Regions from separate parts of the Homo sapiens genome. Here region 1 is linked to region 2. The links are chromatin contacts, found by Hi-C or POLR2A ChIA-PET in ENCODE. All regions are on one chromosome and are shown on one strand. Each heading gives the region's core, a stretch centred on a gene start or an enhancer-like site at or near the end of the contact. The rest is flanking DNA. Distances are from core to core; before and after follow the strand shown. Region 1 overlaps MIGA2 (mitoguardin 2). Region 2 overlaps PTPA (protein phosphatase 2 phosphatase activator).

The links. Hi-C counts contacts between places; a loop is a spot of excess contacts on that map. ChIA-PET counts read pairs that join two places held with the same protein, here RNA polymerase II (POLR2A). Pooled maps may share reads with other maps.
Region 1: a loop to region 2 is called in a pooled map, with 2.2 times the contacts of the local background. The contact joins two enhancer-like sites. A Hi-C loop is called at or near these places in 1 of 50 pooled maps. POLR2A ChIA-PET finds 5 or more read pairs at or near these places in 3 of 52 experiments (A673, CD8-positive, alpha-beta memory T cell and WTC11).

The regions. Positions count from the first base shown.
Region 1 is chr9:129,068,326-129,075,320 of GRCh38, reverse strand. It overlaps MIGA2 (mitoguardin 2), which reads right to left. Exons shown (of 16, transcript NM_001329990.2): 13 at 6,989-6,995; 14 at 6,192-6,245; 15 at 5,356-5,472; 16 at 3,239-5,074. The coding sequence ends at 4,868. Among named protein-coding and RNA genes, the nearest start is that of DOLPP1, 9.3 kb to the left of the region's middle. RefSeq lists enhancers at 2,578-3,527, 3,528-4,477, 5,425-5,564. Within about 2 kb of position 5,745, at least 18 of the 41 ENCODE cell types and tissues checked have a DNase peak (open chromatin) inside an H3K27ac peak, as active enhancers do.
Region 2 is chr9:129,135,069-129,141,854 of GRCh38, reverse strand. It overlaps PTPA (protein phosphatase 2 phosphatase activator), which reads right to left. Exons shown (of 10, transcript NM_178000.3): 7 at 5,260-5,384; 8 at 4,163-4,263. Among named protein-coding and RNA genes, the nearest start is that of PTPA, 27 kb to the right of the region's middle. RefSeq lists enhancers at 852-1,481, 1,562-1,721, 2,012-2,061, 1,482-2,109, 2,182-2,271 and 2 more and a silencer at 912-961. Within about 2 kb of position 2,499, at least 41 of the 41 ENCODE cell types and tissues checked have a DNase peak (open chromatin) inside an H3K27ac peak, as active enhancers do.

The DNA of each region.
Region 1 (6,995 bases), core at 4,496-6,995, 70 kb after region 2:
TAAAAATACAAAAATCGCCAGGCACGTTGGCTCACGCCTGTAATCCCAGCACTTTGGGAGGCCAAGGCGGGTGGATCACCTGAGGTCGGGAGTTCAAGACCAGCCTGACCAACATGGAGAAACACCGTCTCTACTAAAAATACAAAATTAGCCAGGGTGGTGGCGCATGCCTGTAATCCCAGCTACTCGGGAGGCTGAGGCAGGAGAATCGCTTGAACCCGGGAGGCGGAGGTTGCGGTGAGCCCAGATGGCGCTGTTGCACTCCAGCCTGGGCAACAAGAGCAAAACTCTGTCTCAAAAAAAAAAAAATAAATACAAAAATTAGCCAGGCTTGGTGGTGGGCACCTGTAGTCCCAGCTACTCGGGAGGCTGAGGCAGGAGAATCGCTTGAACCCAGGAGGCAGAGGTTGCAGTGAGCCAACATCACACCACTGCACTCCAGCCTGGGTGACAGTGCAACACTCCTCAAAAAAAAAAGAAAGAAAAAGAGGAAAAGGTCATTTGCAGAATACTGTGCAGCAACAAGGAAATAAAATACTGAAACGTACCACAGATGGATAAACCTCCAAAACATGCTTCCACCTGAAGAAGCCCACCACAAAGGCCGCCTATTGGATGATTCCATTTACAGCAAATGCCCAGAAAAGGCAAGTCTACACAGAGAGTAGCTTGATGCTGGCCTGGGACTGGGGGATTTACTATAAGTGGGCATCATAGGGTGATGGAAATGTTCTCAAACCATACTGAGGTAATTGGTACACACCTCTGTAAATTTATTTAAAACAGCATTAAAGCACGTGAATCTATGATGTATGAATTATACCTTATTAAAACTGTTTAAAACAAACCAAAACAATTTGGGCACAATGGCTCATGCCTCCTACTTTGGGAGGCCAAGGAGGGGGAATTGCTTAAGCTCAGAAGTTCAAGGCCAGCCCGGGCAACACAGGAAGACCCCATCTCTACAAAAAATACAAAACTTAGCCAGGAGTGGCGGTGAGCTACTTGGGAGGCTGAGGCGGGAGGATTGCTTAGTCTTGTGAGGTCAAGGCTGCAGTGAGCTGAGATCACACACCACTGTACTCCAGCCTGGGTGACAGAATGAGACCTTGTCTCCAAAAAAAAAAGACCAAAACAAACATTTGCCAGCATTGGAGGTGGCTACTGTATCAGCTCATGTCTCTAAAATCTCTAAGATTCAAGCATTTATCCTTCTTTGAGATGGAGTTCATCCCCAGTTGATTGGGAAAAGCTCTTATTTTCAGCAAAGACATTAGAAAATTATTTTTGTTTGTTTGTTTGTTTGTTTTGAGACATAGTCTTGCTCTGTCGCCCAAGCTGGAGTGCAGTGGTGTGATCTCGGCTCACTGCAACCTCCGCCTCCCGGGTTCAGATGATTTTCCTGCCTCAGCCTCCCAAGTAGCTGGGCTTACAAGCATGCACCACCATGCCTGGCTAATTTTTGTATTTTTTTAGTAGAGATGGGGTTTCACCATGTTGGCCAGGCTGATCTCAAACTCCTGACCTCAGGTGATCCACCCACCTCGGCCTCCCAAACTGCTGGGATTACAAGCATGAGCCACCGTGCCTGGCCCCGAGAATTTTTTTTTTTTTTAGGTGTGATCATGGTATTGTGGTTATTCTGGAGAATGACCTTGTTTTTTTGTTTTTTAAGTTCAGGGGTGCATGTGCAGGATGTGCAGGTTTGTTACATAGGTAAATATGTGCCACAGTGGTTTGCTGCACACATCATCCTGTCGCCTAGGTTTTTTTTTCTCTTTTTTTTTTCGAGATGGAGTTTCGCTCTGTCACTCAGGATGGAGTGAAGTGGTGTGATCTCAGCTCACTGCAACCTCTGCCCACCGGGTTCAAGCACTTCTCGTCCCTCAGCCTCCCAAGCAGCTGAGACTACAGGCACCCGCCACCATGCCTGGCCAAGTTTTTGTATTTTTAGTAGAGACGGGTTTCACCATGTTGGCCAGGCTGGTTGCAAACTCCTGGCCTCAAGTGATCCACCTGCCTCGGCCTCCCAAAGTGCTGGGATTACAGGCGTGAGCCACTGTGTCCAGCAGTCCTATCATCTAGGTATTAAGCCCAGCATCCACTAGCTGTTCTTCCTGATGCTCTCCCTTCTCCCACACCCTGCCCTCCGACAGGCCCCAGTGTGTGTTGTTCCCTGCAGTGTGTCCATGTGTTCTCATCATTCAACTCCCACTTACAAGAATGTGACTACCTTGTTTTTAAGCTCTGCTTAAAGGTTTAAGAGTAAAGTACATGTCTGAAACTTAGGCTAAAGTATTTTGGAAATACATGAAATAAACATGGCAAAATGTTGCCGGGAGCGGTGGCTCACGCCTGTAATCCCAGCACTTTGGGAGGCTGAGGCGGGCGGATCACGAGGTCAGGAGATCGAGACCATCCTGGCTAACACGGTAAAACCTCGTCTCTACTAAAAATACAAAAAAATTAGCTGGGCATGGTGGCATGTGCCTGTAATCCCAGCTACTCGGGAGGCTGAGGCAGGAGAATGGCGTGAACCTGGGAGGCAGAGCTTGCAGTGAGCTGAGATCGTGCCACTGCACTCCAGCCTGAGTGACAGATCGAGACTCTGTCTCAAGAAAAAAAAAAAAAAGTCAAAATGTTAATTACATGACCAGAAGTGTTGGTTTTATATAGTTTTTTCAATTTTTCCATACATTTGAAATTTTTTTTTAAAGTTTCTTTTTTAAAAACCTGTAAAATAAAACTTGTGATTTCCAGCTGCCCATGAAAACTTGTAACGATCCGGCAGGCTTGGACCTGTTCCCAGTGTTCCAGCCCCTCCCCCTGGCTCTCACAGCTTGGGGGGTAACAACCTTTAAGCCTGTGAGTCTGCATCTTGGCCCGGTCCAGTGCCTGCATTTTACAGATGTGGAAACTGAGGGCCAGTGAGAATCGACTTCCCTAAGATGGTGCCTGAGCAGGGTCCACAGCCAGGCTGCCCACCTTGCATCCATGGCCTTGAGCGTGGCACTGGCCGCTCCCCACCCTTCCCCGCGGACCACCGGGGCCCTCCCTGCCTAGGGATGGCTGGATCCTGTCAGGCAGTCAAGTTGCCCCAAGTAGGATCACAGCCCCCACCAGGCTTCTCCTGACCTTTGTCCTCCTGGAACCTTCACCCACGGCACCCCAAAAAGCAGGTGCCCTGCTCTGCCCCAAGAAGCAAACAGCCATGCACATAACCAACAACATGGCAAAGTGGAAGGAAATCGTCTCAATTGTTTATTCGACTCACAGTCAGTGCACACACTCTACCATCCAAAAGTCGAAGCTGTGACAATCGACTGCTACAGGCAGTGCATGGATGTGTAAACAAACACAAATGAAAATGCAAATCAGAGTGGGCGGGGCCAAGGCCCACTGTTACATTCACAGCACAGGGTAAGTGCAAAAGAACAGGATGTCAGGATGGGGGGCGGGGAGCACAGGGTCCTTCCTGCCCTGGAGGCTGCCTCCAGGCATCAGCCTGGGAGGTGGGTTAGTGCCCATGGAACCCTCCTGCCCAGGAAGCTGCCTCCGGGCATCAGCCTGGGAGGCGGGTTAGTGCCCATGGATCCGGTGTCTGGGAAGGGGCCCACAGAAGATGGGCCACACCCAGCATCATCTCCTCTCTGTGGTGCGCCCTCCCATCCCCAGACCCCTTTCCCATTCAGGGGAGAGGGGCCCTGGTCACAGGAGCCAGTCCTCTGACCTCCTGAGTGTGGAAACCCAGGAGGGGAGTGTGTTTCTCCTGCAGGCCTCTCAACCTGGAAAGGGCAGAGCCACAGCAGAACGCGTTGGGGCCACAGACACTCGCTCAGGTGAAGACACTGAGAAGACACTGCCGGGCTGACAGGACCCCGCGGCGGGGGGACGTCGCTGCTAACAGGACTCTCTGCAGGCCCAGGGGAGGCTCTGCCCCCATGAGGCCCCAGGAGCGTTTGTGCGTTGAACTGAAGGCAAAGTGCTGGGCAGTTTCTTGTCCTAATGAAGGTGGGGAAGCTGGTCCGGCCACATACATCCTCTGACCTCCCCCAAGTGGTCCCCGGGCCCACAGGTGACAGGGGCCTGAGCGATCCCTGGTCTGAGCCCCCAGCTCAGAGCCTAGCACCACCCAGGGAGGTCTGGGCTCATGGAAGGGGGATGGGCGGGGGCAGGAGGGCCCAGCCCCACCTCCGCCCGTCTTTGGTGGTGACAGAGGTGGGAGGAGAAAAGACGATCTTTGGTAGGGCGAGGGAATGTCAAAGGACACTGTCAAGGGCCCAGTTCCTGCTCAGAAGAGAGCACAGGAGTGGGAGGCCCACCTCTGCCCCATCTCTGGATGGCCCAGGCCTGCTGCCCACTAAGGTGGCCCCACTCTCCTTCTCTGGAGTTGCAAACTCTCTGAGAAGGCGGTTGAGGTGGGGAGGGCATCAGGACAGGCCAGCTGGATGCTGAGACCATATAGCCACAGGTGGCTTCTAGCTCAGGACACTGTGACCTTCACCACAGGGCTCTAGGCCCCATCCTTCACCTCCACCCTCCCAGCACCCTTGTCAGCAGCCCTGGAGCGATGGGAGGTTTTGGGGTCCCCCACCTGGGGCATCCTGGCTCTGCCTGTCCCAATTCTCCACAACAACCCCCTCTCTCACAGCCTTTCTCTCCCACAGGCCCCACTGGTCCTGGCCTCTGCTTCCCCCAGGAACCGTTCTTCTCCATGGAAATGTCCCCTCTGGGCCTTGGGGACTCCCAGATGATGGGGGTGGGGCAAAGTCAGGGGCAACGGCCCTCAGCCACCACAGCTGTCAGATACCAACCCAGGGAAGGGAGGAGGAGCCTTCTCTCTGCCACCCCCCAGCCCGTGCCGCCTCTACTGCAGCTCCCCCAGGGGCCCATTCTCTCGGGGCAGCGCCCCATTCACGCCTGCGCTGCTGGCCGCGGGCACCCCCAGGTACCCCAGCAATATCTCGCTGCGGCGCCGGGACAGCTGCAGGATGTCGTCTGCCAGCGCGGGCAGTGACGTGTAGCGCACATTGTCCAGGTCGAACATGTCCCTCAGGTACTGCACAATCTGGTGCTGGGGGAGCAGGGCTGGTGTCAGGCCTGGCCCAGCCACTGCCCACCATGATGCCCCCCAGGTTACCTGAAGTCCCCTTGTCCACCACCAGAGCCCCAGCCGGTCCTTTCCATCCCCAGGCTCCTCCCTCCCACTGCTTCCTCTGGACCCATGTGGGTCTGGCTCTGCCCTCTCTCTGGGAGCAGGCCCAGGCCCAGGCCCTCATCCCATTCCTGGCACCTCCCAGGGCGCCTGTGCTCAGGGCAAGGGTCAGGAAAGAACGAGAACTGCTCTCTGTTTACCTTGAAGAAAGCACAGACTTCAGCAAGCTGAGGCTTGGGTCCAAGGAAGCCGAAGGCTAGGACAGGGCTCACATGCTCCGATACGGAGTAGAAATGGGAGATGAAGCCATCAGGCACCTGCGGTGGGCACAAGGCTGAGGGGCCAGGCGGGGCCCAGGTAGGATGAGGGCACCAGGCCCAGGTGTCGCATAAAGGGCTGGGCTTTAGAGGTCGCCCCAGCTCATGTACTTTCCTGCTAGATGACCCTGGGCAGTGACTCAAGCTTTCGAAGCCCATTTTAACTTCTGCAGACAGGGTAACCATGGGCCGCTGTGAGTACTGCAAGAGGTGGGGCCATAGTGGCTCCGCGGGAAGTGCCTGGAGCACGTGGCCACGGCAGCTGGTATCAGCTAGGCAACAGAGCCTGGCCCGCAGAGGGGAACGACAAACCACAGGCCAGATAGCACAGCCAGTCGCTGCCTGGGAGCGGAGATTACAGGGGCCTGACTGGGGCGGGGAAAGGGCAGGAGGGACAGGGCTCTGCTTGCTCCTGGGTATCCTGCCCCCACCGAGACGCCTGCACCAGGCCAGCTGCCAGCCCTGTGGCCACTACCCTAGGGTATCCGTTCCCCTCCCCAGTGGCCTGCTCTGTGCTGGGCCTGGGGAGGAGAGGAAGTGGGTCTACACGAGCCTCCAGGGAGCTCCTGGCACAGGGAGAGGTAACGGCGGAACAAGGGGGCCAGGACTGTGAGCGGTGAAGGCCAAGTGGCCCAGCGAGCCACCCTGCACCCGCTCCGCTCCCCACCACGCTGCCTCAGAGCCCAGCTCGTGCTCCCCCGGGCCTGCCAGTCACTCACCATCAGCAGCCTCCTCTTGGCTTTCAGGACCGACCAGCAAGCAGTGGCCAAGGCCTACATCAAAAATAGGATGTCCCCCGGGTGTCAAAATGGGCCTAGCCCACAGCCCCTCGCCCTCTGCCAGCCCAGCACCAAGCCCTTAAACCCAGCTCACCCCACTCCAAGCAGGAAGATGGGGCCAGGTGCCTAAGCTCTGCTGCTTCCTCCTCTGATTTTGGACTCAGACATACCTAAACTTGAATCTTGACTCTAATCTTACTGCTGGATCTTCTCTGAGCCTCGGTCTCCTCTTCTGTAAAGGGGCACAACACAGCACTCCCACCTCCTTTGGTGGTTGTGGGAGCAATGGTTCCCGCCTGTAAACCACCTCGCAGAAGCCTGGGCCCAGGCAGCACAGCCCGGCTGCTGGAGCGTTACTGCTTGCCTTCCTGGGGGTCCTGTGCTGGGTTGTCTCTCACTCTGTGCCTTTTTTTCCTTTTGGTTTTGCTTTCCCCTCTTTTAACTTGATTTAACAGGATGCATTAAAATGGAATCGAATTCATACCAGCACAAAAGTAAAACCACACAATAGGAAGAAAGCGCACACCATGTTGGTTCTAAACTGGGGCACCAGGCAGCAACGGGGCACCCTGGAGGCTTCTCCAGGGCAGACTCTGGTCTCCCAGGCCTGGCAGCCGCGGATCTAGGGGGTGGGGGCCCAGCCCTGGTGCCAGTGCTAGGGACAGAGGGGACGGAGCCAGGCAACCACACGGGCTGATGTGAGCAAGTGTGGGTCTGAGAGCAGGGCAGTGACCCACCGTCTCC
Region 2 (6,786 bases), core at 1,250-3,749:
TGACCAAACCCAGGTATCCGACAGCCCTCTGCCTGCCATGCAGGCAGGGAAGAGAGGGCCGATGGGAGGCAGGGGTGCCTGAAGCAGCAGCCAGCCTGGCCTGGCCAGGAGGTGGGGAAGGGGTGGCCGCCACAGCAGCTGAAAGAGGCAGGCACAAGGACGGCTCCATTCCTGGTCCTCCCTCTTGCCAAAGAGTCTGACCCTCCAGGACGGAAGAGAAAGATTCTGCAGCCAGCATGAAGTTCCCATGACGTCAGAAACCACAGAGGGACGCCTGTGTGCCTGAGCATATCCCCCTGACACCGCAAGTCCAGCACATTTGTATTTATTAACCAAGCAGTTCATAATTCCCCTCGACACAGCCCCCCAGCTCATAGGCAGCATTTACAGGGGAACAGGGCTCTGTACCCCAGACCCATGCTGCAGAAGGAAGACTCTGCAAAGAGGCTGAATCTGGCAAAGAAACAGAGACTTGGAAGGTTCTAGAAACATGCGGGTGTCAGGGGAGACTGGGTTATTTTTTGAAGGAGAAAAGATAAGCCAGAAACGCTCTCCAAAAAGGGGCATCAGTTCACCACAAGAGCCCTCAGGAGCCCCCACTCTTGAGCCATGGGCTGCCACCTGGTGACCCACTCCTGGCAGGCCTCTTACTTCTCTAGTAAGGGCAACTGTGACAAAACTTTTAAGATTTAAGTCAAAAAAAACCTGTCATTTTATCCCCCTCATTTCCCTCCCCTGGCCCAGGTTCCCAAAAAGCCCATCCAAACACCCATGTTCAGGAGCAAGGACAACAGGCTCCTCCCTCCCCTCCTCTTCTCTCCCAGGCTCCACCACAGCCAGGCAAGAGCCCGAGGCACCCAACAGAGACAAAGCCCACTCTGGTCCCTGGGGGCCTTGTCTTGGACCACTCGCTTCACTCAGAATCACCCCAGGCTCTCTCCTCCAGGAGGGCAGCCAGGCACCCCGAGCCTACAGGGGCCTCACCTCTGGGGAGCTTTGTTTCAACTGCCCTGCTCAACCACACTCCACCCCCAGCCCCTCCCCCACCTCCCCACCCTACCCCACCCCTTCCCCAGTCTGCAGGCTCCAGCCCTGTGCACACTTCCAGGCCCAGGAAAGCTCAGGGAGCATGGAGCTGTGTAACCAGTTTCACTCTCTGGACAGGGCCCTCTGAGCAAGCAACCAGGAGGCACCCTGTCGGCTTTGTCGGCTTTGTCTGCCAGGGGCCTGCCCGGCAAGGGCTCCGAGGCAAAGGCAGGCAGATGGGCACTGGAAGACAAGAGCCCCTGCCTCCTGGCCAGCCTCGCCTACCAGGGCCAAAGAACAGATCCTCAAAAGGCCTCTGGCAGAGCCAGGGCTAGGCCCATGTCCTGGAGCTCCAGTGGCCCTGGGCCCCTACACACAGAAAGGCCAGAGAGGTAGTTTCTTTGGAGGGGCTGCAGGCTGCCCCCAGGCCTTCAGTACCCCAGGGTCTCCCTAAGTCCTTCAGGGAGGTTACAGTCCTTTGCCTGTAACTCTGGCAAAGGAAAACAGACGAGTGGGAGAAAAAGGAATCGGGGCTGGAAGACAAAGAAAAAATTAGCTCATTCTAGCCACAAAGGGAGAAGAGAAAGAACCAGAATGAGCGAGCGAGCTGCAGCCCGCAGTGACCCCAGGGGAATCGTGTGAGTCAGAGCAGCCATATTGAGCAGGAAATTACTCACAGACGCTGCGTTCCTGCCTCTCCACTCCCCAGAGAATCGGCCTTTTGTAAATGGCTCCTCTGTCAGTAACTGGGGGGATGGGCGGGGGTGGGGAGGCTCTGCACAGCGCCTTCCTGTCAGCTCCTTCCCTTCCAGCTGAAATCTGATCCCTCCCTTCCCAAAACTCCAAATTTAGAAGCCAGATTGAAACTGAAATTCTTTTCCTGCCTGCCCTGGGCTCTTAAAGGCGCCAGGGCTGCATTTACAGAGGCTGTAGAGGCCCTGCAAGGTGGGGTCCCTCACCTAGGATGCCCACGGGTATCAGGGCAGTCTTGGCATGAGACCCTGAAAGGGCTGCCTGATTCCACTCCCAAGTTCTCGGTGTTTTAGTTAATCTCCCAGTTAAAAGAGCACCATGGTGAATCCAGGGTCTCCAGAGGAAACACTGCCTCCTTCCCAAGCAAGGCGTACAGAACTCCATGCAAGCCTCCAGGTCCCCAGTGAGCTAGGCCAGGCCACTCACCAACTAGGGACTGCAAAATGCTGCTCACTGCTCCGAGGTGGAAGAGGGTGGGCGCTCTGGAGAACCAACACAACGTGTGCTGCAACCAGCGGCCACGTGGCAAGATGGGCCCTTGCTGCAGCCACCCCGGCTCCTGGGCACACTCCTCCTAGGGTCTACTGTTGAACACCATGCCCAAGAGCCTAGACCCAAAGTGAAAACCCGGACCTGTGGAGAAGGTGCGGAACAGCCAACAACTCTAGGCACGCCCTCCCCTCCCTGTTCCTTCTGCTGCCTCAAATAAATGTCACCAAACCCTCTCCAAGTTCAGTGTGCCTCTCCTGCCACCTAGTGGCTACTTTGAGATTTCCTCTACTGGAGGAACTGGGTCCCAAACTTTGGAAAAGCTTTTGGGGTGTTTATACCAACAAAATCAACCAACCAACTAAAGACAAAATTTTACCATGGAATCAATTCCCAAAATCCTGGAGGCCAGGCCTGGCATGCCTCCTAGTTAGAATACCGACAGGGACCCAGAGGCCTGGCCAGCCGCCGGGGGAGCCCAAACAGCTCAGCCTTTCAGCCACACCCAAGAACTCAGTGTGGCATCTGCACCCTTCTTCCCACCCTGCTCCTCCAGCTTATCCTGAGGTCCCCCAGGGCTCCGCAGACCCCCACATTCCACTCCACAGAGAGCAGCGCGTGACTGGCTTTCAAGGCAGTGAGCCAGGCTGCCCCCAAGTCCTCCCGACCTTGGGCCTGCCACACTGCTGAGGGCAGCAGATCTCCGGGAATGAAGTGGTGGCCGCCCAGCCGTCAGTCCCGGCTCCATTTGCTGACTTGGAAAAAATGTGTCATTCCCCTCTGGCCTCTGGAGTTTGGCAGAAGCCTGAGCCGAATGTTGACCAGGAAGAGCCTGGAGCCAAGGCTGCTGGTTATAACCCAGCTTTCTCCACCTCGTCGGGGGCTCAGAATACACAGCCCGGACGGAGAGCAGCCCCCGTGGCCAGCATCCACAGGCCTGCTAGGAACCTCACTGAGGCAGCAGACATCCGTGCTGGTGTCGGGAAAGGGACTGAGGAGGGATAGAACTCTCAAACCCTCTCCAGATAGCTGAGCGAGGGCGCCCTTTGGAAACTGGGGCATGGGGATGGCAGAGAGGATGAGAAGTCCTAACACCTCCCTCAAGAGAGGTCCAGAGAGCAGAGGGTCCCCAGCTTTCCTGTGCAGTCGCCTGGCACGTGTGTTTAGATGCAGGTTCCTGGCTCTTGTCCCCTAAGATTCTGATGCAATAAGCTGGGATGGAGGGCCCAGGAATGTGCGTTTTAACAAACACACTAGGAGATCTCGCACAAGTGGTCCAGGGCCCACTGCAAGGAATCCTGCCTTGGTGAGACAATAACTTCCAGTTCCAGAACCCAGCCGTGGGGCTGGCTATCCAGTGACTGCCACCACAGGCCAGGCCTGCGCACTCCCACTCCAGCACTTTGCTCGGGCCCACGTCCTCAGGCACTGACAGAGACGTGTCCCTTCGACAGAAAAGCTGTCTGCACCAGAAGTTCGCTCCATCTCCTCTGGTGGTTTCATTTTACACATCCACAGCACATGGTTCTACAGACCCTTGTGGGGCCCCACCGAAAGATGCTGACCCTCCCCCACAAACCTCCGCCCGCCCCGACCCTTTCAGACCTGCTGCAGCAGTCACCAAGGCCAGTTAGTGACCAAGTCTTAGACCCTCATCTCAAGACTCCTGTGGTGTTCAGGAGAAACTGAAGGAGAACTGGGCGGAGGACCTGACAGTCAGCAGCGGCTCTTTCGGAAGAGGCCCAGTGGTGCTTCCTTTTCAATAACCCGCTCCGGCCGGCCCTGCCATTTTGGGCAGCAGCTCTGGCTCTTCTGATCCACTGTAAGGCCACCAGCCTTGGTTCATCTGAGCCTGGAGGCAGCCATGGGCTTCTCTCTCACCCCTCCTCCTCACCTCGGTAATAAACAGGATACACTCCAGGAACATGTAGTCCTTGTGGTTCTCATTCACGGCCTTCTCATCCACAAAGTGTCTGGGCTCCAGGTATGGGTGGTCTGGGAAAAGGAATGGGCCCCAGCATTCAGAACCAGGCCCCACGACTACCTGGGCAACCCGGCCCAGCAGTCACACCCCCCCAGGGGCCTCAGTCCTGCCCGTGGTGCCCTCAACACCTCACCTTGAAGGAGCAATAAGTAACTCTGGGTTTGTGTATTCTAATGTGCTAAGCTCTAGCTGCATGGCGTTGGACGCATGACTTCAGCCTGCCAAGGTTCAGTTTCCTCACCTGGACACTGGGGACAAGAAGAGCACCTCCTCCTAGGGGCCATGACAACAATTACCACACCTACAGCACTCAGTATGGTGCCTGGTGCAGGTGCCAGTCAGCAGAGCCGGCTTCATGCTGGCAGACCCTTCGCAGTGTCACTGAGAAGATTCGGGGAGGCAATGCACCCGAGGCCACAACTAATGGTCATTTATGAATATCAGTCTGTAGGCAGTTCATTCTTCATCAAAATAGAGATGATCACCTACGCCCATCCTGAAAACTAGCTTCAAGAGTTGGGGAGTCACCAGAGCAGGCCTCTCTGAGCCCCACAGGAAGCAGGCCCACCACCCAGCACTTGGCGGCTGCTCCCTAACGGGCCCCTTTGCACACAGCTCGATAATAACAGTGGATGACACTGGTCACCAAATCAAAAGGGTCCCTCATTTTCAACATAAAACCCCACAGCTGCTGCCAGGAGCTGGGGCGCATTTCACACCAGTCCATTATGCACCAGGCGTGCGCCCTTGCTCCAGCCCATGTCACTTCCCATTATCTTGGTGGCGCTTGGCCTCCGCCTCCTCCAGCCCACCACACGGGCTCTCACAGCAGAAGGTCGACAGTAAACAGCCTCCCTCAATAGCTGGTCTAATGCCCTGCTTTCCAAGCTGTCACTGTCTGCCCTGGGCAGGAAGAAGGGAAGGAGGGAGCGCAGGAGGGGCAGGGGAGGGCCACAGAACGCAGCCTTGGTTGGGGGTGGAGGGATAGGCACCTCCCGCTCTAGTACCTATCAGCTGCGAACTGCCCCAGATGAAGGGCAGAAACTGGAAGTCATCCAGACCCCACACTCCCTGGCTGCCGGCTGGCTCCATCCTGTATGTTTTCTGGAGTTTCCGCATAACCTCAAGGTACCTGCACAGGAGGACAGGGAAAGGGAAGGTAGCAAAAAGTAAAAAGACAGTCTCACCCTTTCGGCCACTGGGAGCACAAGGAGACCCCAAAATAACCACTGAAGAGTGTTAACTGGTCTCAATTTCAATAATGTAGCTTTATTTCCCCCAACAAACACTCAGCCATCTTTTGGCTCAGGAAAGGCATAAAAATCACTGATTAAGGGCCCGGGCACGGTGGCTCACGCCTGTAATCCCAGCACTTTGGGAGGCCGAGGCAGGCGGATCACAAGGTCAGGAGATCGAGACCATCCTGGCCAACACGGTGAAACCCCGTCTCTACTAAAAATCCAAAAAATCAGCCAGGTGTGGTGGTGGGCGCCTGTGGTCCCAGCTACTCTGGAGGCTGAGGCAGGAGAATGGCATGAACCCAGGAGGCAGAGCTTGCAGTGAGCCGAGATCTCTCCACTGCACTCCAGCCTGGGCGACAGAGCAAGACCCTGTCTCAAAAAAAATAAACAAATAAATAAATAAAAAATCACTGATTAGGAAGGTGGGTTTTGGTGCCATCAACTCCTGACAACTTGTAAAACCCTGGGCAGGGCCTCAGCCTCTCCAGCCTCAGTTGGCCTGTCTGAAAGCTAACACAAGTCCCAGCAGGTTATCTCCTAGGTTCTTCTGGTTCCAACCTTCTATATTATCAGAGGCTGCATATCAACCACCTGTGAAGCATCGAGCACTGCTCCTGGGCTCCGTCACAGGCCTGCTGCAGCAGCACTGCTAGACTGGGGCCCGCAATGGGGATTTTAAGAGCTCTGGGTAACTGATCCACATCAGTGCTGCCCAGCGACTGGCTTGGGTGGTGTGGGGCAGCAGGTCAGAGTCTGACTACCTGGGTTCAGCTGGCGTGAACCCAGTGAAGACACCGGATATCTCTGTGCCTCAGTTTCCTCATATGTAAAATGGAAATAACAGTTGCTATTTCATAGGGTTGTTGTTAGAATTAATGAGTTATACATAAAGTGCTTAGAATTCTTCCTCCATATGGTCAACACTGTGTCAATACTGGCAGACATTATGTGACAATTCTTTTTTTTTTTAAGACAGAGTCTCACTCTGTCACCCAGGCTGGAGTACAGTGGCACGATCTCAGCTCACTGCAACCTCCGCCTCCTGGGTTCAAGCAATTCTTCTGCCTCAGCCTCCTGAGTAGCTGGAATTACAGGCGAGTGCCACCACGCCCAGCTAATTCTTGTATTTTTAGTAGAGACGGGGTTTCATCATGTTGGCCAGGCTGGTGTCGAACACCTGACCTCGTGATCCGCCTGCCTGGGCCTCCCAAAGTCCTGGGATTACAGGCGTGAGCCACCGCGCCCGGCCTATGTGACAATTCTTTCACTTGCTTTTACTTGGAGGTTAATTTG